Linked DNA regions of Homo sapiens: all the other regions are linked to region 1. Evidence: chromatin loops called from intact Hi-C (ENCODE). Cell type or tissue: endothelial cell of umbilical vein. All regions are shown on one strand.

Region 1 (4,000 bases):
TCTCTGCCTCAGCCTCCCGAGTAGCTGGGATTATAGGTGCCCACCACCACAACTGGCTAATTTTTGTTTGTATTTTTAGTAGAGACAGGTTTCACCATCTTGGCCAGGCTGATCTTGAACTCCCGACCTCATGATCCACCCACCTCGGCCTCCCAAAGTGTTGGGATTACAGGCGTGAGCCACTACACTTTAATATTTTAATAACTGTCTTTTCCATACAACTTCACAGCATATCATTGTGAGAAAATAAAACATCCTTAAAACCAAGAATAAATGAATTGTTAGGAGACTATTTTTATAAATAAGACAGAAAATTAATAGGAATGCCAAGGATCCTTAAAAGCTATGCTTGTCTGTCTCTTGGGTTCTTGGTAATATTGAACTTTATCTCTTTAGAATAATTTTTTTTTCTAGTTAAATGCTTTTTACATAGAAAGTTTCAAGTAGTTTTTTTGAATGAAAAATATTCCAGTTGTTTCACACTCCTCCTTAGATGTCTTTTCAGCATTGCCCTATACAGTTATCCAACATTTCAGGCAATGGAGTAAATTTTCCTGAGATTACCTCAGACTTACTTGAATTAGTAATCTGATTGAATTTTATTTGTTTTATGTGAAACATTCCCTGAGCATCTCCATTGCTATAGGGGATCCTGTTGGAAGAGAATCTTCTCTGAAGGGGATTTTGCGGGTAAGAAAGGGTTAAAAAGACCGGCGCGGCGGCTCACGCCTGTAATCCCAGCACTTTGGGAGGCCGAGGCGGGCGGATCAGGAGGTCAGGAGATTGAGACCATCCTGGCTAACACGGTGAAACCCTGTCTCTACTAAAAATACAAAAAATTAGCCGGGCGTGGTGGTGGGCGCCTGTAGTCCCAGCTACTGGGGAGGCTGAGGCAGGAGAATGGCGTCAACCCGGGAGGCGGAGCTTGCAGTGAGCCGAGATCCCACCACTGCACTCCAGCCTGGGCGACAGGGCGAGGCTCCGTCTCAAAAAAAAAAAAAAAAAAAAAAAAAGAATAATAGTGCTCCTGGTAGCCCAGAAGTTAATACCACACTATCCCACAGAGGAGAGTCAGTTAGTGTTTCATTGTGGCCTTCATCTACCTATTGATGCCAGTGTGGAGGCATGAAGTTATGCTTAAATCTGATATATGATTTTCCAAGTTAACTGTGTGTTCTTTCTTTCTTAATTAAACCCCGTCTATAGAGTTACCATTCAGGTTTCTGCTATTAAACTGAGGGATCTTTTGATGATTGACACCATTTCCTGCTGTACAAACACTCCAAATATTCTAGTTTTCTCAGAAGCTTTTAAAGAAAGACACTATCTACTTACCTTTGGACCCAATAGATTTGTAGCTTTTCGATATGGTAAATATTGTAGGATATATTTAAATTAAGTACTTATTTAGTTTGTGGAGTAATATTTTGCTATACTCATATGCTTTGTGTATTTTGGACACTTGGAAAAATGATTATTGTATTTAAGCTCCACACATCAAGTTATTGAAAAGCTCAGGGTTTTCATCAAAGCAGAATGTAGGTAAGTTTCATAAGTATTTTACTGTATAAAGTTTTAAAGACACAATTAGACAATTTAGGCCAGCAGATGGCACTCTTACCTTTGTCCTCATTTGAAGAGATGTTTGAGGTTGTGGCAACTTCTCTCATAACTAGATCTCAGAAACTGTTGAAAATTGCATTTTCCTATTTTTATTTAAACACAGTTTTATAAAAAAGCAATAAAGTTATTTTTACGTTGATAGAGAAAAGTGGATGAATGGACAAAACCATTTCTATAGATAGTCTGTTCAATTATTTGTTAGCACGTGAAATAGTTAAGATCCATATGGATGAAAAATGCTCTTACTGCAAATGCGTTCTATATTGTATAAGTGTCTTTTCTTTCTTATTTATGAACTCAGAATCTTAATCTGATAAATCCAGCTGGATGAACAATAGAATGAGAACAATGCTCCTCTTGTCTTTTGTTTCTTGGATTTCATATAATAGCTTGAAATCATAGGATCTTAGTGCTATAAAGAGCCTTGGAGATCATTTAGTTGAACATGCAAACTTTTAGGTGAGGAAACCAAGGCCCACAGAGGTGAAATGACTTGTCCAATTTGAAGGTAGAAATACTGCTTTTAGTTAAAAGCAGAAAACAGGACTCACTGTCTTCAGAGCAAAGCTGCACAAGAACCTTATGCTTTATAATTGCATTTTGCTCCGTTATTCTCTGACGGAATGGAAGGCAAGGGAGCTTTGGCCACTTGACTTATTGGTGGAGATCGATAAATTTGTCATGTTTCTTCTGCTTTTGCTTTTTTTCATAAAACTGCACACAGCAGCTAAGAATTCAGAAATGCCCCTCAGATATATCTAAATATCCAAATCAGGCAAAAAACATATGGTAGGAATCTTTTTTCGTGGTAATTACAAATTTAAAGAGGGATACACACATTTTTAATAAAGTTTAATTTAATAAAAAAGGGGCATACCAAGACTAGGGTAATCTACATGTTGCAGATATAAAATGTCCGAACTCTGAACTAGTTAACTGAGTAGTTAGTTCATTTGCAGTGGAGATATTTGTGGAACCAGGGAACATTCATAAGCAGTACGGGATTAGTAGGATAGGGTATCCAGTTGGTGTTCAAGAATATCAGTATACAAAAAGCATCTCATTTCTTTATTGTTATGAATCAAATTAAATATGGGTTATTCCATTTTCCTGGCTAGCAGGCTAGCAGGACATCCAAACTCAAGTTTTTTTTTCTTTTTCTTTTCTTTTTTTTTTTTTAAGGAGAACTTCCCTACTTCACGCAGAATGGGAAAAGACCCAAGGGGCTTAAATAAACCAGAAAAATTGGACCAGGGCCTCCATTCTCTGCCTTTGTTGATAGTCACTGAGATGTTTGTTGTTTAAGCTTGTGTGGTCCTTTTGGAGGCATTTCTCTTTTACCATTCACCGCCTTCGTGGGGCATTGACACAGAACCTTCACGCTGTGCAGGGTTCTAGACATTCACACAGAAGCTCTGCTACTTCTTAGGTGCTGTGAAGGTGCGTGTCCTCTACTCCCAACCTACCACCACTGCTCCAGAGTCCACCATCCCCAGCTTCCAGTCTCTGGATATCTAGCTCACTTCAGGGTCTAGTGGGGCAAAACGCTCCAGGCCCTTTGGGACTCTATTGCTTAATTTGCTCCAACGGGTCTGAAGCCAAAAATGGTTCCTCTTCTCCTGGGGAATTCAGAACACAAAAGGAAGTCTGACAGAAGAAAAAAAAATAATCTCTCTCTCTCTCTTTTTTTTTTTTGGACAGTGAGTTTTCAGCAAGAAGGATAGAACAAATTTTAATTTCTCAATAATGTGGCCTATTTCATAAGGCTACACTTTATTCTAGCCATACGTTTTTATGATGAGTGACAATACAGGAGGAGGTGAAAGGAAGATCCAAATTCACAGAAGCTGCTGCTTCTAAGTGTTGATACTAACCAGGTCCCTGAGCTCTTGCTGGGTAAAAAGTAGGTTACTTTTAAGTGGAACAACTGTTCAAAGTACAAAGACTGGAGTACGTGGGGGGAATAAAGAGCAGTGGTTTTTTCCCAGAGGAGCGGGCCTCTTCTACTAAGCAGCCAAAAATGTTTATTGCTGTTTAATGTTCTATTGCCAAACTTGATTTCTTTTCTTCTCAGAAACCTTTAACTTCCTATCAAATAGAATCCACACTTACTGCCTACTTTATGCCTTAGGGATCCTTGAGAATTTCCTAGGTTAATTTATGCTAAGTGCTATTAAGGCATCATCTAGACAAGTGAATGCCCTTCCCCCGCCTAACCATCTTTTTTTAGTTGTTTTTGATGTACCTCCTAGACTAGGACCTGAGATAAATGTAAACTCCTAGAAAATATCCCAGTGAGCGAAGCTTGTCAGGTCTATAAGGCAGAAGAAAAAGATTATTTCTGACATGACTGCCCATTTCTCCACATGGTGGTGTA
Region 2 (4,000 bases), 720 kb after region 1:
GCTCTATTTTAAATTTTAGTTTGATTTTTTGGATTTTAAAAAATGTTATTTTCAATGTCTGAAGTTTTTTTATTCTTCATTTACTCTAAACATTTACTTCAAGCTTTCATGCAATTTGGTATTCATTTGTTAAAAACGTCTTGTAAAATATCAACATACTTTAAGAAAGTAAAAGCTATACTTTTTTTTTTTATGAGTCAGCATCTCACTCTGTCATCTAGGCTGGGGTGCAGTGCAGGATCATGGCTCACTGTAGCCTTGACCTTCCAGGCTCAAGGGATCCTCCTACTTCGGCCTCCTGAGTATACCACCATGCCAGGCTAATTTTTAATTTTTTTGTAGAGATAGGGTCTCCCTGTGTTGCCTAGGCTGGTCTCAAACTCCTGGCCTCAAACAATCCTCTTGTCTTGGCCCCCGCAAAGTGCTGGGATTACAGGCATGAACCACTGCACCTGGCAAATCTATACTCTTGATTATGCCCATGATAAATTATCTCAGTTATAGGACATCATCTGTGTCAATCTAAAGAGAGGAATAAGAAGAGTAGCTATTGCCACCAATGAGACTTTTTGAGAATAAACATGAAAATAACTTACAGATATTTTTAAGTTCCAGGTATCAAAATTGTTATAGTATGAAAAGCAATAGAGTAGTTGTCAGAAAACTTTCAACTCATCAGTGACAGAGCTGGAGATAAATATGTGCTGTCTGTACATCTCCACTTCTTTATAAAATGAAAATAATTATCTTTTCCTTTGCTACCTCACTGTGTTTTTTGCAATATTAAGTATATAGATAAGTAATTTGTATGTATTTTTAAAACTCAACATAATTATGTTATACTTGTTATTTATTGCTCAAATCTTAATGCTATATACCTAATATCTAAGCATGTTGTGATTTATTCCTAGATGAAGAATCATCTAAGCCTATGGTAAATATATCAAAAGGTATTATTTTGCTTATATCATAGCAAACAATCTCTAGAGCTACAAGGATGTATAGCTGCAAATAGAAAATATATTTTCTGAAAGATTAGTGAATCTGCTCTTGTTGTTTTCATATTTCTTTCAGTAGTCTCTCAATATATTTTTAAATATTACATTTTCTACTTACAAAAGTAGTATGTACCTGCTGAGGAAAATGCAGAAAAACATTAAGAAGGGGACAAAACATACTTAATCCCACTTCCCAGGCTGGGGAACTGTTTATATTTTGGCATAGTTCCTTTGTTTTGTGTCTGTGTGTTTGTGTGTATATGTATTGTATATGCGTGTGTAATTCTTGTTTTAGACTTTTCTATTTTACAAAACGAAGACCATATGGTATAAAGAATGTGGACACCCTTTATAGATGGATTTTCCACTTAATTTATTTCTTTATCTGAAAAGCAGAACCTTTAATATTCATTACCACTTAGTTTAGGTTGTTAATGATAATGTTTACTAATGATACTGTTAGGCTCACAGTTCATTTTATGTTGTAATCATTATTCTGCACTTGCCACTAGATGGCTCTGTTCTCAGAGTGACTATTTTTCCAAAAGAAAAAGTGCCCTGTATCATTGAAATGATGGGAAATGTTATTGCCCTTATTAACATTATATGGAATGCACACAAATATAATTGCATAATAATTCAACAGAGTATGCCTGTGATAATTTAAATGGTATTTCAATAGATCCACAAATTTAATATATCCCCTTCAAAATGAGGGTTATATTTACTTAGAAAGCAATATATTCACTTAACAAGGTTCACTGTCACTTAGTAAATCAATATTGGAATTATTTTTTCAGCTCTCGCTTTTTATATCAATAACTTTGATATTGAGTAAGTTGTTTTTTCCCATTGCTTGGCTAATTGTTATCATAATTATCTTTTCTGTACTTCAGTATGATGACTGTCCTTCTGTAGGCCCAAGAAATATACTCTATATAAGTAAGATTTTCTTCTGGATGGCTATTACGGTAAGATGTTTTACCGTGAGCTGAATCATGATTACTCTCAAAGCCAATCTGGTTTCAGGTGGGTCCTAAGCCCATGCTAATTTCTATGGCCAGGATTGTACACTATGCAAATTTTCATTTTCCTTGAAGAGTGAGTGCAGGACTATAAATTGCTGACGTGGGATTGAATAAAATGAGACACATGGATACAGACATTAGTTTCTCATGTGCAAAGAAGTTGTGGTCTTTGTTTATACAGGGCTTTCTAGACATACCCAGCTATTTACCATCCAATCATATTTTATAGAGAGAAAAACAGATATTTTAGGATAAACATTCTCACCACATGATGAACTGATAACATGGCACACTCTATTTATACCCCTAGCAAATCTCAGTATTATGAATTAAGAAGCAGTTACATATGAGAATATGAAATTCTAAAAATGAAATTAGAAGTTTAGCCGTTGTGCATAACTCCTGTGTTTTAAGGTTCATCATACCCCATTTTTATTTTCAATTTTTAAAAAATATTTAGTTACATATAGTTCATTAAATTCCAGGTCTAAGTTCATCAAATCTTCCTTTCTGAGGATAAAAGTCGATGAAGTTGGAGGTTGCTTAACAATTTCTTCTCTTTAATAGCATGTCATAGTTTTCATTTTTGCAGAATATGTATTCCAAGAATAGAGTAGCCCTTATATTGGTTCATATTACGTTGTTGGATTACACACGCTCATTCACAGCTCTGATGGTAAAATTTTCTACCAACTCCCCAAGCTAAGTACTTACGTGTGTTAGAATGTTAATTCTCTAGGTAATTTTTAAAAATTTATTTATTTTATTTTATTTATTTGTTTATTTTTTTGAGACAGTCTCACTCTGTCACCCAGGCTGGAGTGCTGTGGCACGATCTTGGCTCACTGCAACCTTTGCCTGCCAGGTTCAAGCAATTCTCCTGCCTCAGCCTCCCGAGTAGCGGGACTACAGGTGCGCGCCACTGTGCCTGGCTAATTTCTTGTGTGTTTAGTAGAGATGGGGTTTCACCATGCTGGCCAGGCTGATCTGGAACTCCTGACCCCGTAATCTGCCCGCCTCAGCCTCCCAAAGTACTGGGATTACAGGCAGGAGCCACCGTGCCCAGCCAGTACTTTTATTTTAAAAATTTAAAATGGTAGCATGTCCTAAATAAAATAGGAAATATAAAAGTTGAAAGTCCTGGAGATGGATGAAATAGGGAAAGAAGGTAGGACAAACAGTTCCTACTTCTTAGAACTTGAGAGACTATATCTAAAAGAATATTCCAGAACAGGGAAGTGTTATAAATAATACCAACTTGTGCCAAAAAATATTACTCATCTTAGATCTCCCTTTTGGGGATTTTGGATCAATAAGAAACCACGTTTCAATGGAAGTGGTGCAGAGCCCGTTGCCTAGTGTGAAGAGCCAATGAACTAAGTCAGCAGGTTAAAACCTGACCCCCTGGCCCATTTATTTTTCTGTCTTTGCACTCTTGAAAAGCATGTTCCCTAGAGATCTATCCAAATAGTCACTGGAGTCCTGAGGCCCCACCCTTTGTCCAGTACACTGAACCGTGTTATGCAACATGGAAATTGTTCCCATTCCAATGCCTGACAGCCAGACTCTTGGAAGACAAGCAAAGAAACAGGATGCTTCTACGGAGCACAAACACTTAGCACTGACAGCTACAATCTGTGAATGAAACTATTTTTTATATGAGCAAATAATTTTTTAAAAATCCAAATATTATGAAGCATATAAACAAAGGTTCTAATAATTAAGAGTTCTTGCTGAATGCAAAGCAACAATTCTCCTGTGTTTCAAGGAGGAGAGGAAGAAGTGAATGAGATACACAGATGCCATTCAGTAGACCATCTAACAGGGTGCGCTGAGTTGTATTTAAGTGATTATAATGTGATATAATGAGTGGTCATGAGTAATACTTCGAATGTGAATGCTTTTTAAAATTTTCAGTGTACTTTTAAAGAAATTATTTAAAAGTTAAATTATGACTAGTGTATTATTTTTAAG
Region 3 (4,000 bases), 180 kb after region 1:
CTTCAATCATCTGACCCTTCTTCAAGTCTTACATTTTGTGGAACTCCCATATGCTATGTAGGTAATTTAAATGGTTTTTCTCTTGTTAATCTGCCTTATGTTAATTTAACTTTTTGCCCAAACAATCCAGAAGTGTGGAGGGAAGCCACTTTTTCCTCCCGTACAGGAGAGTACACATCTGAATTTTAGAACAGTATGAATTTCATGCAACTTCATTCTTTTAAATAAAGTTAATTCTCCAAATGCAAAATCATCTGTGATTTAAATTTTATGCTTTCCTAACTCATTTTATGTATGTTAATTTACATATTATGCACAAAAAAATAAAAAAAAACTCCTATCACGTGTCTTCATTTTTGTTCCAGAACTGTGGGCACGTTATGTATGCCAGCAAAAGGGAATTCAAGTAACCAGATTAGAAAGGTAATTAAGAATGCAGTTGAGCAAGATACTCAGTCCCCAGTCCTATGCTGGAGTAAGGTATGGTAGAGAGAGAGAAGAGAGGTGGGCAATAATTGTAAGTTCAGTATCAGAAATAGTGGGTTTTGGAGAGGAAGGAGTTTTCGAATGTCTGATAGGAAGCAGCCATTTATCAGCTTATTTGACCCTAGACATGTCAATTAAACTCTTTAGGTTTCAGTTCTTTTTCCTTGTGGATGAAAGGACTAAACCCCATTAGAAATACTTTCCTGCTCTATGATACTTTGATTCTTACTTTCTCCGTAATGGTGGGAAAACAAGAAAGAATAATCTGAGAAAAAAAGGATAGGAAAAAGATAACAATTATTAAAGATAGAGAGATGCAAAAAAGAGACATGATTGCTGGTTATGAAAGGAAAAATATTTTAAAAAGTAAGAATTTAGGTCTTCATTCATCCCCCTCTGAGTTTCTTGAACAAATATTTATACAGTGCTAGTCAATACTTACGTAGCACTGACTACATGCCGTTTTAAGGGCTTTATAAATATTAACTCATTCAACAAGAATATAAGTTTTACTATTATTCCTATTTCATTGCTGAGGAAATAGGCACAGAGAGTTTAAGTAACTTAATCCAGGTCACATAGCTGGTAAGGGCCAGAGCTGGATTTCAAACCCAGGCAGTCTGGATCCAGAGTTCATGCTCTTGTAATGCTGATTTTACTGTTAGAATTTGCCATACATTTTCCTCAGTGAAAACCCCCACATCAAAGACAAAAACTTATTGAACTGTAACAAGTATAATAAATCACTCCAGACATATTTAGGCTAACACATACCCTATTTGTTTCTGTGTAATTACACTTTCTCAAGAGCCTGCCACAATTGGTATCACTGTTTTCTTATGAACTCTTCAAGCAAGACTAATGCAAAAGGGAGAGGATTGTTCTTTGTTCAGCTGCAAACCAGGTGGCACAAAGCACAGAGAAGAAAGCCAGGCTCCAGAGAACGTGTGAAGGCAACCAACTCTCAGAGACACTTGCATAATTAGTCAGAAAGCATTTTCCTTCAAATGACTGCAATTTTTAAAAGCGCTATCCCATTTTTCTCCCATCACCCTAATTAAAAAAAGACAACAAAAAACATACAAAAAAACCTTCCCCAAAGCAAGACTACTAAAATAAAATGGTCTGGCTGTGAGCAAACATTTGAAGCTTAAGTGTTATGTTGACCTTGTACTGCAGGAGGCAGCATCTCATTAATAAAACAATGACCATGTGTTTTTGTTGTTGTCCTTGAGGTTCTTTTTATGTTTGTTTCAGTATTGTGAATAGGACTGTGATTGTCTCATTCTCTAATATGCTTGATTTCTATTCAGAAAGTAAACAACTGAAAGGTTTTGTAAAGGGGTTAGAACCAGTGATTGTTGCTGATTTACTTCTGTGAAATTGAGTCCCTTTCCTTTTCTATTGTTTGTCTACTGTTAAATTTAATTTCTTGTGCTCACAATTAAAGTTTAAAATATTAGAGTCGGAGGAAGCTAGGAGATCATTTCTCTTGATTTAATTCTCTGATTTTACAGATATGGAAACAAGATCAGAGTGGTTAAATGGCTTGTCCAAGACAGCTAGTGGCATAGCCAGGACTGGCTTTTCCACTGCAGGTTCTGTGCTCATACCAAGCTTCATTGTTTGATCAGTCTGGAGTTGAGCCTCTGTAACACCCTCTTTTCTTTTTCCCAACCAAACACATCCTTCTTCCACCTCATATCCCTTTATTTTCTTTCATCCAATCCAATTTATTTTAGTAGGAGATTAACAATGAGTACCTGTGAAGTTAATGTTGATGTCTAGAGGGTAATTCAAACTTGCTGAACTTCAAGCAATGAAATGTCTTGGGAGCCATCCATCAGAGGTGCTTTGAGGCTATGCTTGCAGAGAGAGAAGTCCCGACTGCTGGAAGCTAGGGCTTCCTTTATTCCAGGGTATTGCAGTGATGTCAGTGTGTGTTAGAACTTAGCATTGTGCCTCTGGTCCTGCTGCACTGACTCTCCCCTCCCCCCATCATCTTTTTATATTTTATTTAAATATGCATGAATTTCTATTAAAGTCTCTCTTCTTTCTTAAGAATTAAAATTGGTATCTCAGGATAGAATCTGTACTCTCCCACTCCCTAGAACCCCAAAGCGTTCCTGGATTTTCCTGTATTTGCTTCTTTCCAAAAAAAAAAAAAATCTTGCATTTTGCCCATCAAATTTCATTTACAACACCCCGGTCCATAGTAATATTTCCTTCCTTTACCCTAGAACATCTGTATTGATAGCTCTTGTCTTACTATTGTTAAAAGAAAAACTTTCATCAAATTAAATTTATCAGAGCTTAATTGAGCAAAGAATAATTCCTGAACCCACAACCCTCAAAACGAGAACAGGTTCGGAGAGCTCCAGTCCACAGTGTGGTCAGGCAGCATTAATAAACAGAGGAGGAAGTAAGATGCAGAGATAGCTCTCCTGGTTACAACTCGGTGTTTGCCTTATTTGAACAAGATCTGATCAGTTGTCCACCTGCAATTAAGTGAAGCTCAGCTGTTGTCACTGGCTGAGACTCAGGTATTGTTACAGGAGTACTCCTAAATTAGGTCTTCTGTTAGTTTATGTGCTAAGTGAGGCTGCAGTTTGTTATGAAAGGACTCACATCCTCAGGCCAAATTTAGTTTAACACTACTTAATGTTCAAAGTCTGGCCTCTCCAGCTAGATGATAACCTATCCCAGGTTATTTTCACATCCATTTTGCTGTGGAAGATAGGCATCTATCTAGGGGATTAGCTAACTCAAGGCCCAGCCCCTCTCCTAATCCTTGCCACCACAATAAAAAGGATTTTGTGGCTAATTTGATTTATCAAATTTCAGGATGCTGATTAGGCCACATTTGCCAAAGGGTTGATACTCGTTTAAAGGTTACCTATGGATATGACCCTTTCTTCTCTCTTTCTTCCAAGTGGCTGGCAGGCAGGCTGATCCATAGGGCAGTCTGGCCACCCACCTTACTCTCCTCATTTAAAAAATCTGGGGTAGCTGCCTGATCATAAAATTTAGATTTGGGGCTAGGTAGAAGGAAAAATCACTCTTTAATTCTTGAATCCAATTAACATAGAGCTCCACGTTGGGGTTTCAGGCTGTGCCAATATCAATAAAGTGTTGTTTGATTTTGCCTTTGCTCCTTTATGTCTCCATGAGATCCTTAAGGAGAGATAGTATGCCTGATACTAATATAGGATTTGGGTATTTCTACACAGTTTTTTTAAGTGAGCACATTAAAGATTTACCTTTTTAATTAGCCCTAAGTGTGATAAATCTGGTTCAAAGGAGTATACTAGAGAACAAGTGTAGTCACTGAAAGAATAAATATTGAATGAAAGATTGCTAAGTTAGGTACAATCTAGTCAATGTCCTCTAGAGCAAGTAAATATAATATTGGGAGTTATCTTTTTTTTTTTTTTACCTGACAGGAGTCATTTGGATTTACTATATAACATCTCTACTAATCTCTAGGAGACAAAATTTATTTTCATTGTTATTT
Region 4 (4,000 bases), 210 kb before region 1:
AAATAATGGTTGGTTTTGCTGTGAACCTAAAACTGCTGTAAAAAAAAAAAGCGATTTGGATTTGGATTTTCATTTGAAGGTAGATTTGTTGATAGCATGGTTATAGTATGAGAGAGTCAGGGTGGACTGCAGCGTTTATGGCTTAAACTACTGGTAGGATGGAACTGCTGTGAGATAGTGATAGCAAGAAGGACTGCAGTGTGGAGCAGGTTTGGGGAGGGATGAGTTTCAGAATTAAGCTTTGAATGTTTTGTGATTGGGATGCTTATTAGATATCCAAGTTGGGGGGGTATCATGAGTCAGAGATGTATAATGGAAATGATGTCAGGAAGGCTGAGGATGTAATTTATATATATTTTTGAAATCTGTGGTAAGTCATTACACATGCATAAAGGTAAGTTTATCATTTCACCTCCAGTGAACAGTTCTAACTGCTTGGGATCAGCTTGAACAAGAGCAGGACGCTGGACACTTGAGTTGCAAGCAGTACGGATTTAACCTAAGACCTAGTAGAAATATACTTCTGATAAGCTTATCAGCTGCCAAGTGGTGGTCAGGAATGATTGGTCCATGGTTCAAGTTGCTGGTGATTAAAAAAAAAAAAATTAGAAACAGAAAGAAAACTGCTTAGCTTTTATTTCCTGTGTACTGAATACCAATTTAAATCAGCCATCCTGCCAGGCGCAGTGGCTCATGCCTGTAATCCCAACACTTTGGGAGGCTGAGATGGGTGGATTACTTGAGGTCAGGCGTTCGAGACCAGCCTGGCCAACATGGTGAAACCGCGTCTCTACTAAAAAATAAAAAAATTAGGCTGGGCGCGGTGGCTCACGCCTATAATCCCAGCACTTTGAGAGGCTGAGGCAGGGGGATCCGCACTTTGAGTGGTTTACAGGCACGCCAGGCATGGTGGTATTTCTATTATTTTTTTGAGACAGAATCTCACTCTGTCGCCCAGGCTAGAGTGCAGTGGCGCGATTTCAGCTCACTGCAACCTCCGCTTCCCGGGTTCAAATGATTCTCCTGCCTCAGGCTCCTGAGTAGCTGGGATTACAGGCATGCGCCACCATGCTCGGCTAATTTTGTATTTTTAGTAGAGACAGGGTTTCTCCATGTTGGTCAGGCTGGTCTCCTACTCCCCATCTCAGGTGATTGGTCTGCCTTGGCCTCCCAAAGTGCTGGGATTACAGGCATGAGCCACTGTACCCGGCTAGCAGGAAGTGATTTTTCAAAAGATGTAGGAAGAATAAGGTGAAATTTGCAAGAGGAAACAGGAAATGTAAAAAAATATAAAAAGTTTACCACAATTTTATGAATTTTTAGTACCCAGCATATACTTGGTACTTGGGATATAAATGAGTAAGGTGTTTTGTTTACACTTTCCAGATGTGGGCACAGGAAGAGCATAGTGACATTAGCGTAATTTCTATACAGTGTGAAGTGCCCTGTTGGAGGTACGCCTGGAGTAATGTGGAAGCACAGAGAGCACTTGACCCACCTCTAGAGCATTCAGGCAGGCTCACCTCAGAGGTTACCTTTGAAGTAATACCTGGGACTTAGTGATGGGGAATGGAGGGGAAGATGGAGGGGTTTAAGACAGGGATTTCTGTGACTGTAGAGTGGAACAAGAGCTTTGTGTCTAGGTGACGGCCAGGAGTGGTGGGAGCTAAGTCTGAAGAGGTAGAGAGGACCAGTTGTTGAGGGCCTTGTGTTCCAAATAAGCTAGAGCTTGGGCTTTATGTGAAAGATTTACTGGTAAGATAACTGTTTTGATGTACCTACGTGACTGGTGATGGGGAAACTAGCCCAAAGGCTGCTGTTCTGCCCTGCTCCCCAGTGAGGGAAAAACATAAAATAAATCACTTTTTGAAAACATTCAAGACTTACTGAAGAGTAAGATTTGAAAATATTAGAATTCATTACTGGGGAAATTAATTTTTTTTAACAGTTCTTAATAAAATATGTTACCTATTAAATCAGTTCCAACTTCCTTGGGTATCGTGGGGGGTACCTGAACTTACTCATGAAGGTGGTGGCCTTTCTGGCTATGTATTGGTCTTATAGTAGCCATATATGTTTTCTTTCTATGTGGGATGTTAAAGTACTAGAATAGCAGTGCTAGAATAAATTTCCCATTTTATCTTTGTGAGAAGTAATAAAACACCAAAAACATCCTTAAAACACTAAAATACACAAAAATATGGTATGCCATTATGGTATGTCATATTCAAACTGGTAGAGAAGTCCAGCCTACACCTATTTCCAAATTGGGGGAAAGTAGGCTCATTAACATGGGACTGAGCCAACAATTATTTTTTTCCTCCAGCATGATGGATGGCTTATTTTGTGACATTGTGTAGATTGTATAGGAACTTAGCAACATAGGAGATATTTCCTGAAATAGAGAATGACATTTGGCATAGAGAGTTAGTTGATATTTACTGTTTATAACGAAATTTGAACATTAGACATGTATTCCAAGCAGATTGTACAAACAGGAAATAATTGATTTTTTTTTTTTTTGCCAGAAAAGGGAAAAAGTGAAAGTACAGAAATGAATCATATAACAAATATGTGTGTACCAGGCACTTCCTGTGGCTGGGAATATGGACTAGCAGGCCTGCATTGGATACTTGATTATGAAGATTAGAGGTTGAGATACTTCTAGAACGCTGTTTCTGGCGTTGTTTCATCCATCTCTTGGAAAAAATATAAAACTATTAGTTTGGTATCTTACCTTTTAATCTTCTCCCACCCGTAATTCAAAAAGGTTTCATGATACAGCAAGATAACAATTTAAAAAATGAATAGAAATAAGAGAGGAAAAATTTTAAAGTAAGGCGCAGCTGGAGTGATCTCTACGAAATGCATGCTCTTAAATTTTATATGCTTATCAGAGGTTGGCCATAAACTTGCTAGCTTTGAACTAATTTATGAAGGAGTGCATGAGGATGTTGGAAGATTCATAGCATTTATAACTGGGTAGTAAGCATTTAGAATTAGCTGGACAGTGGGCTAGGGGAATTTGTTTAGCCTTCACATTTAGTCCTTACAGTTAATGTATGAAATGTGGGTTTTACTATTTTTGTTTTACAAATGAGATACTTGGGTAACTTGTCCAAGACATACAGTCAGCAACAGTTCTGCTTGACTATAAATCCAGAAATCTTACTAATGTGCCACTTTGATAAATAGTTAATTGAATGTATTTTGCAAGGCTGTGTTAAAAGAATAAGCATCTTTGAAAGTATATTAATCAGTGTCATACACATTCTAACCAAGCTTTGCTCATCTCTCTGCATGCTTTGAAACTATTTCCAGTTGTTATGCAACTGATTGCCTAGGGATTGAAATGACTTTTAGTTGATGACAAACAAGATAAATATGTTGCAAAATCATTAAAAATACTTCACCTTCACTGATTCCTTCTCTACTGCTCTTTTTTCCTTTATATAGACCTGAGTTTCTCACCTGTATCATTATCCTTCTCTCTGAGAAACTTCTTTTAATATTTGTTGCAAGGCAAGACCACCGGCAACGCATTCCCTCAAATTTTGTTTGAGAAGGTCTTTATTTCTCCCTAATTTTTGAAGGATAATTTCACAGGATATAGGATTCTAGATTGGTGGGGGGTTTTTTTCCCCCTCTCTCAACGCTTTAAGCATCTCACTCTCTTCTTGCTTACATGTTTTCTGAAAAGGATGATGTTATTCTTATCCTTGGTGCTCTGTAGATAAGGTGAGTTTTTTCCTCTAGCTCTTTCCAAGATTTTTCTTTATCTTTGATTTTCTGCAGTTTGAATATGAAATGCCTACTTGCAAGTTTTTTGCATTTATCCTGCTTGGTGTTCTCTGAGCTTCCTAGATTTGTGGTTTGTTGTCTGATATTAATTTTAGGAAATTATCAGTTATTATTGCTTCATATATTTCCTTTGTTCTTCTGTCTCTCCTTGTATTCCCATTACATGTATTTTACACATTTTTAATTAGGTTGGTGCAAA
Region 5 (4,000 bases), 860 kb after region 1:
ATACCTCAGTACCCTCGTCCAAACTGATTCCTTCTCTTTTGATTCCTCATTCTATGAAAGACTCTTAGCTACGTATCTTCCCAAACCTTCATCCTGAAAGCTAGCCTGACTCCTCTCTCCACACATACTGATGATGCCAGTATTCTACAGGACTTTCTTATTGCCCTTACTAGTTAATCAAAGCTCTTGAATATGGCTCATATTCCTGCCATGATCTGTTTCCTCAGACCTCTCCAGTGTCAACCTTTCAAACTGAAGCACTGTGTACTTCACCTGAGCTTTGTCTTCAAAAGGCCATTCTTTACCTCCAGGCCTGTTAAGATCTTTTCCTTTTCCAGAAAACACACCCTAATCCTTTGCTTACTCTTTTCATGTATGTACCCAATTGTGGAAAAATTTGTAGGATTGCTTTTTGTGTCAGTACTATTACTTCTCCTTGGCATTTTCACTGTTTTCTGGACAGTGCTTATTCCAGAATCAGGTTGTTAAATAATAGTTTTTAATCATGACTCCAGTATTTCAGTGTAACAATTCTCAGTATACTTTAAGTGTGAGATTAGAACATGCAATTGTGCTAGGAGGTTGAATGTTTTAAGATGGCTTCCAGAAAAGCAGTGATTTGTTTCAAAGAACTGTCTCAAACACTTTAATTTACTTGTCTTTTAAGGTACAGAATTGGAGAGAGGGCATTTACTTATCTTTGAAGGTTTGGAGTATGTTACTTATGCAGTCATCATTTCTCATATTATTGAGTGCCCACAAAGTACCAGATACCACACTGGGGGAATGAAACCTAGCATTGCCCTTGTCCTTGCACAACTTTGAGCCTGAAGGAGGAAGACAGACCATCACATATAGACATACCAAAAGCTGAATCGAGAATTGTGGCAGGTGCTATTGCAACGAGGATCTATGTATATATGTAAGATCTGGTCAGAGATGCAAGGTTTCTCAAAAGGTATAGCTCCAAGGCTTTTTGTTTGTTTGTTTGTTTGTTTGTTTGTTTGTTTTTTGGCTTGCTTTCGTTTCTGCTGTTTTCAGAGTATGAATGGAATATCCCAATAGGCATTAACGTGGAAATGTTTGTATGGTCCTGAAGCAGTCAGGGAAGATGTCCTGGATTAAGTGTAGAAGAGGCAAGTCAGTAGCCTAGATAAACACCCATTGCATATGGGGCAGGAAAAAGTCTAGTGTTGATATGGATAAAACAAATGGCAGTAAAGTTCCACAAAACAGTGTGTTCAAAGGCATTTGATGTTTTGTGTTAATATTTTAATCACAGTAGAAAATTACATGTGGGAAAATGTTAATCAAATTGTGCATGGGAAGAAGTCACGTTTCTAATATGTCTTATAAAAATTGAGAAACGTAACAACTAAAATGTTTGCAACTTAGACAAATCATTAATTATGTAATTGTAATTTCACTTTAACAATGATCCTGAGGGATAAGACACATTTTAAATTTTTTATTTCTACCAGCAGACTTATGTAAGTTATTCTTTTTTAGCTTTTTTTTTTGTTTTCTGTGAAAAAAAACTAAATTCTGCCTGTTAATGAGGCAGTAGCACTTGTTTTAAAAGAGATGGTCAGATAATTCTTTTAAAAGGCAGAATACTGCCATCTGTTGTTCACTGAAGTTTTTAGCCTAAGCAAACAGAAGCCTTAAGTTCAAATTTAATAGCAATTCTTGATATTTAACAGACAAAGACCAGCCCACATTTATCAGCTTTCTGAGTTCGTACTTATTTCAGAGATTCTTAGTTATTCCTATCATTTTTTAAAACTCTTTCTCATATCAGAGAAGTGCTCACATCCAGTTAAGTTCTCTTTGCTTCCTGTTTCTTCCAACAACAGAAATAATAATGTTTTTTATTTACAAAGTAATTTGTACTTAACCAAGCCTTCCCACATTTGTGTGAGCAGTCACATGAGTAGCTCATTGCCTGAATTTATTATATCTTTGCCAGCTACATCATCTTTTCTAATTAAGAGAAAGAGAGAAAACCAGCGTGCAACTTAAAGACAGCTAAGGTTATCTTCTGAAAGATGCGGGTTCTTACTAGAGTAAGTGATGAATAAGTATGTTCCATTTCCTAAATAATAAAACACTATTGTAAAATTGTTAACTTTGAGTTGTTACGTGAGTTCGCTAGTGTCTGGAAAGTAGTTAGAAAATATAAACAAGACAGAATTTTTCACCAATTTTTGACTTGTTTGCTGATAGCTTGCAGGGACTTGTATAAGGACAGAGGCCATGTATTCCATCTCATTTGGTGACTTGCAGTGCTCTTTGAACATCAAAAGAGAAGGATGTTAAGAATTCTGGTAACTAATGAAGTTTGTTATGTTTCACATCTCACATGGAACCTGCCCACAGACATGTTGGGAAGCAGTTTGATGAAGGGCCCTATAGGTTTTCCTCCTACTGTACATACATATTATCTTAAGGAAAAAATCCAAATGTAAACTCATATTCCCTGCCAGAAAATTAAAATACGCAAACATCTGCTTCCTTAGGATGGCCTTTAGCCAAGGTTCAGCCTACAATGAGTTACTGCAAAATTTTCACATGATTTCATTTTTTAAAAATTTCCCAACCAACTTCAAGTCTAAAATTATAAATGGGTCCTATGAAAGTATAAACACATATGCAATTTTGCTGTCTCTGAGGTCAGAACCAGTAATGCACCAAAGATCATTGTATCAAATCCAGCTCATCTTCTAAATTAATGTAGTACATTAAAGACCAAGATACCATTTCCTAGTATCACGGACAGCCTCCCAGAGAAAGAGTTGGAGGGATGGAGTGGCACGTAGTGCTACAGAGATGTAGGAGGAGACAGCTTCCAAAAACTCATCACACATCTTTTCCCAGCATTGAGGACCAAAGTTGGATGAGAAAAGCCCCAGTGACTATTTCCTTTTTATGTGTCATCTCTTACACTGTTTATTCGTCTCTTATCCCAACTCCCTTTCCACCCTAAGAATATTCCTCCCATGCTGTGTTTGCCTCCCAGGGTGCCTCCCAGGATGACTAAATAGAAAGAAAAAAATACTTCCAACAATGGAGCTATGATGCCTGCTTTTAGAATTCTTTTCACATCCTGTGTTATAAATCATTCCAATGCAATCAACCATATTAACTGAAACCAGGACTTCTGTACAATCACTTTTTAAGAACTTAAAATTAAAATCAGGACTATTATGAGTATTTTGCAGTAGGGAGTACAATATATCTGACTGCATTTACCTAGAGTAAGAAGTGGAAATAGGTTTTTGTTTTTATTGTTTTATTTATTTATTTAATTTATTTATTTATTTTGGTAGAGAAATCATATCTCTGTGCTATCTTCATTTATAAAGGAACTACTGGCCCAGTTCATGTAGGGGACAAACACCCACGTGCACAACATACATTTCTTTGCACACACAATCTTTCTCAACAACAATGTTTCACCAACAATAATGATAATGTTGGTGATGTATAATACTTATCAAACATATATTTTGGACCACGCACTCTCACAAGTCTTTATGTTTATGATCTCATTTAATCATCAATTACACTATACAGTCGATATTACTATTAATCCCTTTTTAGAGAGGAGACAAGAGCTAAAGAAATAAAATGAGCCAGGCATGGTGGCTCACGCCTGTAATCACAGCACTTTGGGAGGCTGAGGCAGGCGGATCACAAAGTCAGGAGTTCGAGACCAGCCTGGCCAACATGGGGAAACCCTGTCTCTACCAAAAATACAAAAATTAGCTGGGCATGGTGGCGCATGCCTGGGGTCCTAGCTATTCGGGAGGCTGAGGCAGGAGAATTGCTTGAAACCAGGAGGCGGAGGTGGCAGTGAGCTGAGATCGTGCCACTGCACTCCAGCCTGGGCCATAGAGCGAGACTCCATCTCAAGAAAGAAGAAAATAAAAAAGGAAAGGAGAGGAGAGAAGAGGGGAGGGGAGGAGAGGGGAGGGGAGGGAGATAAAATGAATTTACT
Region 6 (4,000 bases), 640 kb after region 1:
CATATGTCTCCTCTTCAGTGGAGTCTTCCTGCTCCATTTCTGTGTGGTGTTTATATCTTCTTAAAAAAACCCTCAAATTGAGATTAAAAAATATTATGCTTATATTCTGCATTCATGTGTTTAATGAACCTCTGTGAAATAATTCTGAAGACCCTCAGAAAGTCCAGTCTCCTATTCTTGCACCTAAAGATGTGTTCCATTAATGTTCAAATGAAGATAATTCCTTTATATAGAAACTTGAATCCTTTTGGTAATTACCTATATATACTTTCATGATAGGTAGTATTTTTTATTAAAGGAGATTTTTTGTTGTTGTTTGTTTTTTTAGTAAGGCTACTATGGAATTGTTTTAACTTTGAACTGAGAATGTATGTTTGTGCTGTTATTGATATAAAATATACAGATTTGATCACTGAGAAAAAAGTCTAACAGATGTGCCTGAGTTGTAGTTTAGAGGAAGATGTGTTGTATGACAATCGTAAAAAATATTAGTTGACCATACCTGTTCATTGTGAATGTATACCACTGTTTTAAAAGAAGATGCTACCCATAGCTAATGTTACCCATTATCCATAAAGGCCTTTGATCAATCAACCTACCAGGTCTCAAATCAACACATTTTATCTGTGCATTAGTCCTTGTGCTAAAAATCAAAAATAATATACAGATAGATGTGACACAGCATTTGTCTCTGCAAAGTTTAGAGCCTAGTGAGATTAATGAGAAGTGAACATAAGAAAAAGGGAAGTCACAGTGAAATATCTTAGATAATGGAGAAATGCATATAATAACTTGGAGCAGGTTTTTAACCTGGCTCCAGGACTCATTCATCTCCTCTCTGAAATTGTATGCAGAACTTCATTTGTTCATTCTTAGGAGCAAAAAGTCTTAGTGTCATAGGTTTTCAGAAGGTCCTCAACACATAGATGGTTAAACATAAATGGCTTAGATTTTAAGCAACTTTACATTTTGAAGACATGGAGAATGTTTTTGAAAATGGAAATTACTTTGGTGTACCTTTACAGTCTGCTCTGAAACAAAGGTAAAATAATATTTCATTTAGGACATGTTACACTTCAAAATAGTACACTGATTGATTGTATTTATGTCGAGTTAGTTTATGACTGTAAATAGCTGGTTGCACTGATATTTTAAATGCTTAATTCTGAAAAGGCTGTAGTTAGTAGACTACAATTAGTCTGATTTTAGAGAGAAGGAAACTGAGAGTTAGCTATATGTGTGAAGATAGCCCAAGGCAAGATGGCTTTTGTCCATTTCCTCTTTGACTTGACTGTGCTACTGAGGAAACAGTAGGAAAGGAGTCAGGCTGCTAACTTTAACCCTGGGTATCATTTGTAATTTTTCCCATGGAGCCAACTCTAAATTCTCATTCAGCATTAGAAGACTGAATAATCAGATTGAGTGTCAGATGTGTAAATAACACAAAACTTGTTAATACCAGGTAGCCTCTGGAATGAATTATTCTTGACTTTGTCACGTAAATGAATATCAGTTGCACTGAAAAGTCTAACTTTGTGGAGTCTTATCAAACAAAAGTATTTAGCAGTGGCTTAAATATTGAATATTTTTATTTTAGATTTTCAATATGTTTATTTTTGTATGTTCAGGATTTCCAAATTCAAGGCAAAGCATAATCTGCAGATTGTTAAGGCATTTCTTCATTAGCAAAAACAGCTGGTAATTTTTTTCACCTGTTATTTTGCAGTGTTTCCTTAGAATTTCATTAAAATATAAGTAAATAGGGTATAATATCAGAGGAGGTCATGAAGAACATTACCATTTCGAAGATGGAAAGCTATTTGAGAGAAGTCACAAACTAAGCAATGTCTGTGTTTTTGATTTGATTAGAGCTGTCATTTGTTATTTAGGAATCTGTGAATGATTATTAAAGCTTTCAAGTATAGCCAGTCCTGCTAACATAATAATAATATTACATTAAGGGCACTCATGTTCTTTCCTCCTGAGAAGATGACTGGTTACAGGGGGCACATATTGTTTGCTGAAGTGTGTGTATGTGCATGTGCATGTGTGTACCTGTATGTGCATTTATGATTTGTGTGTGTGCATGTGTGATTTTCCCCTGGCAGAAAATTGCTTTGGTTGTATCAATTTAGTGAAGAAACAGTGTCACCCAGTGGCTTTGATGAAAACAGTCCTATAAACATTATAGATAAGCACTGTCCAGTAGAAATACAACACAAGCCATACATTTGATTTTACATTTTCTAGAGGCCATACACACCCAAGAAACAGATGAAATGAATTATAATAATATGCTTTATTTAACCCAGCATAGCATGTCAACATGTAATCGGTGTAAAAAAAATGAAATATTTTGCATTCTGTTTTTTTGTGAGTCTAAATATCTTGTGTGTGTTTTACACTTAAAGCACATTTCAGTTTGGCCTAGCCCCATTTCAAGTATTAAATAGACACAGGTGGCTAATGGCTACCATATTGGACAGTGCAGCTCTATATTTTTAAAGATTTGTAATATTTGAGATACTAATGTCACCTCTTCAGTTATAATGAAAAGTCTTTGTAGATTTAATAACAATATACAGTCTTTAAAATTATATGTGTAATCTTGATAGCTCATTTTTGTACCACTCTAATAGTTGCCAAGTCTATTTGCCCTTTTTTCTTCATTTCTCATTATTGCATTTATTTTAAAATATGATTATTTTCATCGGAGGGGGAGATTTAGCAGAGTTCCTTAATAAAAGACCTTTATATTAACCTGATTTATAACACAGTATCAATATTTCCAGTTAATTATGAATTTGCCTTTAGGAGTTTGGTATGTAACAGGGATTGCTTATGGATACACTGTAAACACAACACATGTTCATGATGATTAGTCTATAATTGGGTTATCTAATGTCTCTTTAGAAATGAAAGTGCTTATGTTTGTAGGTCATTATCTTTGTAACTTAGGAAACTAAAAGTCACAAGCCTGCTCCTAGCTTTAATGGATGAAAATTGTAACAGTGTCTGTAAAGGGCTAACTTTTCACTACTGTTTATATAAATACCACTTTCATGGAAACACAATGAAAATGGTTCATTCTGTGTATAGAGCAGATTGGAGATTTTGATAGTGTGGAATTTTTAAAGTAGGAATTTAGATTAGGTGAGTTTTGGAGCCATTTTCTGAGTTCACTCCGGTTTGCAATTTCAAACTGATTTCAGATGAAAAAGTCTGGAAATGTTTAATGTCATGTCCTCTCCATCACCTTTCCTTATACTCTATGAATTCGTTAACAATAGCCGTAATTCCAATTCTACATCAAGAAATAAAGAGAAAATTATATATGGCATTTTACTTTATATATAGATATATAGATTAACTTTTAAAAATACATTTATTATGTGTATAACGTTTATATCTGTGTGTGATGCTTTTAGTGATTGGGACAGGGTATATTACTTATTTTTACACTGCAGATTAATATAGACAGATTTTATATCATAGATACATAGATTTTCACTTACTAGAAATTCTAAAAAGATCAAAAGGCAATAGAATCATGGTATACAAAGAAGCACATTTGGACAAAATGAAATAATGTGGATGCTGGCTCGCTTCTGGTAAAAGCTGACTTAATTTAGAGTTCTTGAAGAAGCTAGCTGAAGAATGAAATGTCATTGTAACACACATCTGTTTCTTGAAAGAGTTTATACTTGAATGTAACTAGTCACTGTTAGCTCTGGCTAATTTTGAAGTTGATTTAAATTAATATAGAGGTTGTTCTGGTACTTTTTTTTTTGGTCAGTCTTTTTCTGTTCTCCATCTCTATCTACATGCACATTTTCTTTCATTTCATTTTCTTTTTACCTAATAGAGTCTTCTCCCTCCGAATGTGTTTAAAATTTTAAGGAATGCCATTCTGTCTCTCCCAGTACCTTGTTAGAATATTGAAATAATTTTATGCAAGAATCTTGTGGTTTTGGTTTAATAGGATTTTAGTAAAAATTTT

What was found. Peaks named below come from ENCODE experiments on the same cell type or tissue, not always from the same donor. Only the 100,000 strongest peaks of a DNase experiment are listed, where the experiment ranks them.
Region 2: it touches region 1 in a loop (4-fold over the local background); 3 of 110 quality-filtered maps call a loop at or near these places.
Region 3: it touches region 1 in a loop (6-fold over the local background); 5 of 110 quality-filtered maps call a loop at or near these places.
Region 4: it touches region 1 in a loop (3-fold over the local background); 2 of 110 quality-filtered maps call a loop at or near these places.
Region 5: a loop joins it to region 1, with 21 times the contacts of the local background. A loop is called at or near these places in 22 of 110 quality-filtered maps.
Region 6: a loop joins it to region 1, with 11 times the contacts of the local background. A loop is called at or near these places in 29 of 110 quality-filtered maps.

The regions. Positions count from the first base shown.
Region 1 is chr12:19,737,784-19,741,783 of GRCh38, forward strand. No RefSeq gene overlaps it. Among named protein-coding and RNA genes, the nearest start is that of LINC02398, 270 kb to the right of the region's middle. In endothelial cell of umbilical vein, a CTCF peak has its summit at 1,610 (motif pointing right); a DNase peak (open chromatin) is centred at 1,608; H3K27ac peaks cover 1,223 bases.
Region 2 is chr12:20,462,615-20,466,614 of GRCh38, forward strand. All of the region lies in intron 1 of PDE3A (phosphodiesterase 3A), which reads left to right. Among named protein-coding and RNA genes, the nearest start is that of PDE3A-AS1, 94 kb to the left of the region's middle. In endothelial cell of umbilical vein, a CTCF peak has its summit at 1,518 (motif pointing right); a DNase peak (open chromatin) is centred at 1,497.
Region 3 is chr12:19,914,212-19,918,211 of GRCh38, forward strand. No RefSeq gene overlaps it. Among named protein-coding and RNA genes, the nearest start is that of LINC02398, 98 kb to the right of the region's middle. In endothelial cell of umbilical vein, a CTCF peak has its summit at 1,679; DNase peaks (open chromatin) are centred at 1,680 and 2,270.
Region 4 is chr12:19,527,522-19,531,521 of GRCh38, forward strand. No RefSeq gene overlaps it. Among named protein-coding and RNA genes, the nearest start is that of AEBP2, 90 kb to the left of the region's middle. In endothelial cell of umbilical vein, no CTCF peak of the experiment used is centred here; DNase peaks (open chromatin) are centred at 410 and 2,480; H3K27ac peaks cover 2,018 bases.
Region 5 is chr12:20,600,256-20,604,255 of GRCh38, forward strand. All of the region lies in intron 2 of PDE3A (phosphodiesterase 3A), which reads left to right. Among named protein-coding and RNA genes, the nearest start is that of SLCO1C1, 93 kb to the right of the region's middle. In endothelial cell of umbilical vein, no CTCF peak of the experiment used is centred here; DNase peaks (open chromatin) are centred at 1,626, 2,456 and 2,946.
Region 6 is chr12:20,375,038-20,379,037 of GRCh38, forward strand. The region is part of intron 1 of PDE3A (phosphodiesterase 3A); the gene reads left to right. Among named protein-coding and RNA genes, the nearest start is that of PDE3A-AS1, 6.8 kb to the left of the region's middle. RefSeq lists a silencer at 1-52. In endothelial cell of umbilical vein, a CTCF peak has its summit at 2,161; a DNase peak (open chromatin) is centred at 2,104.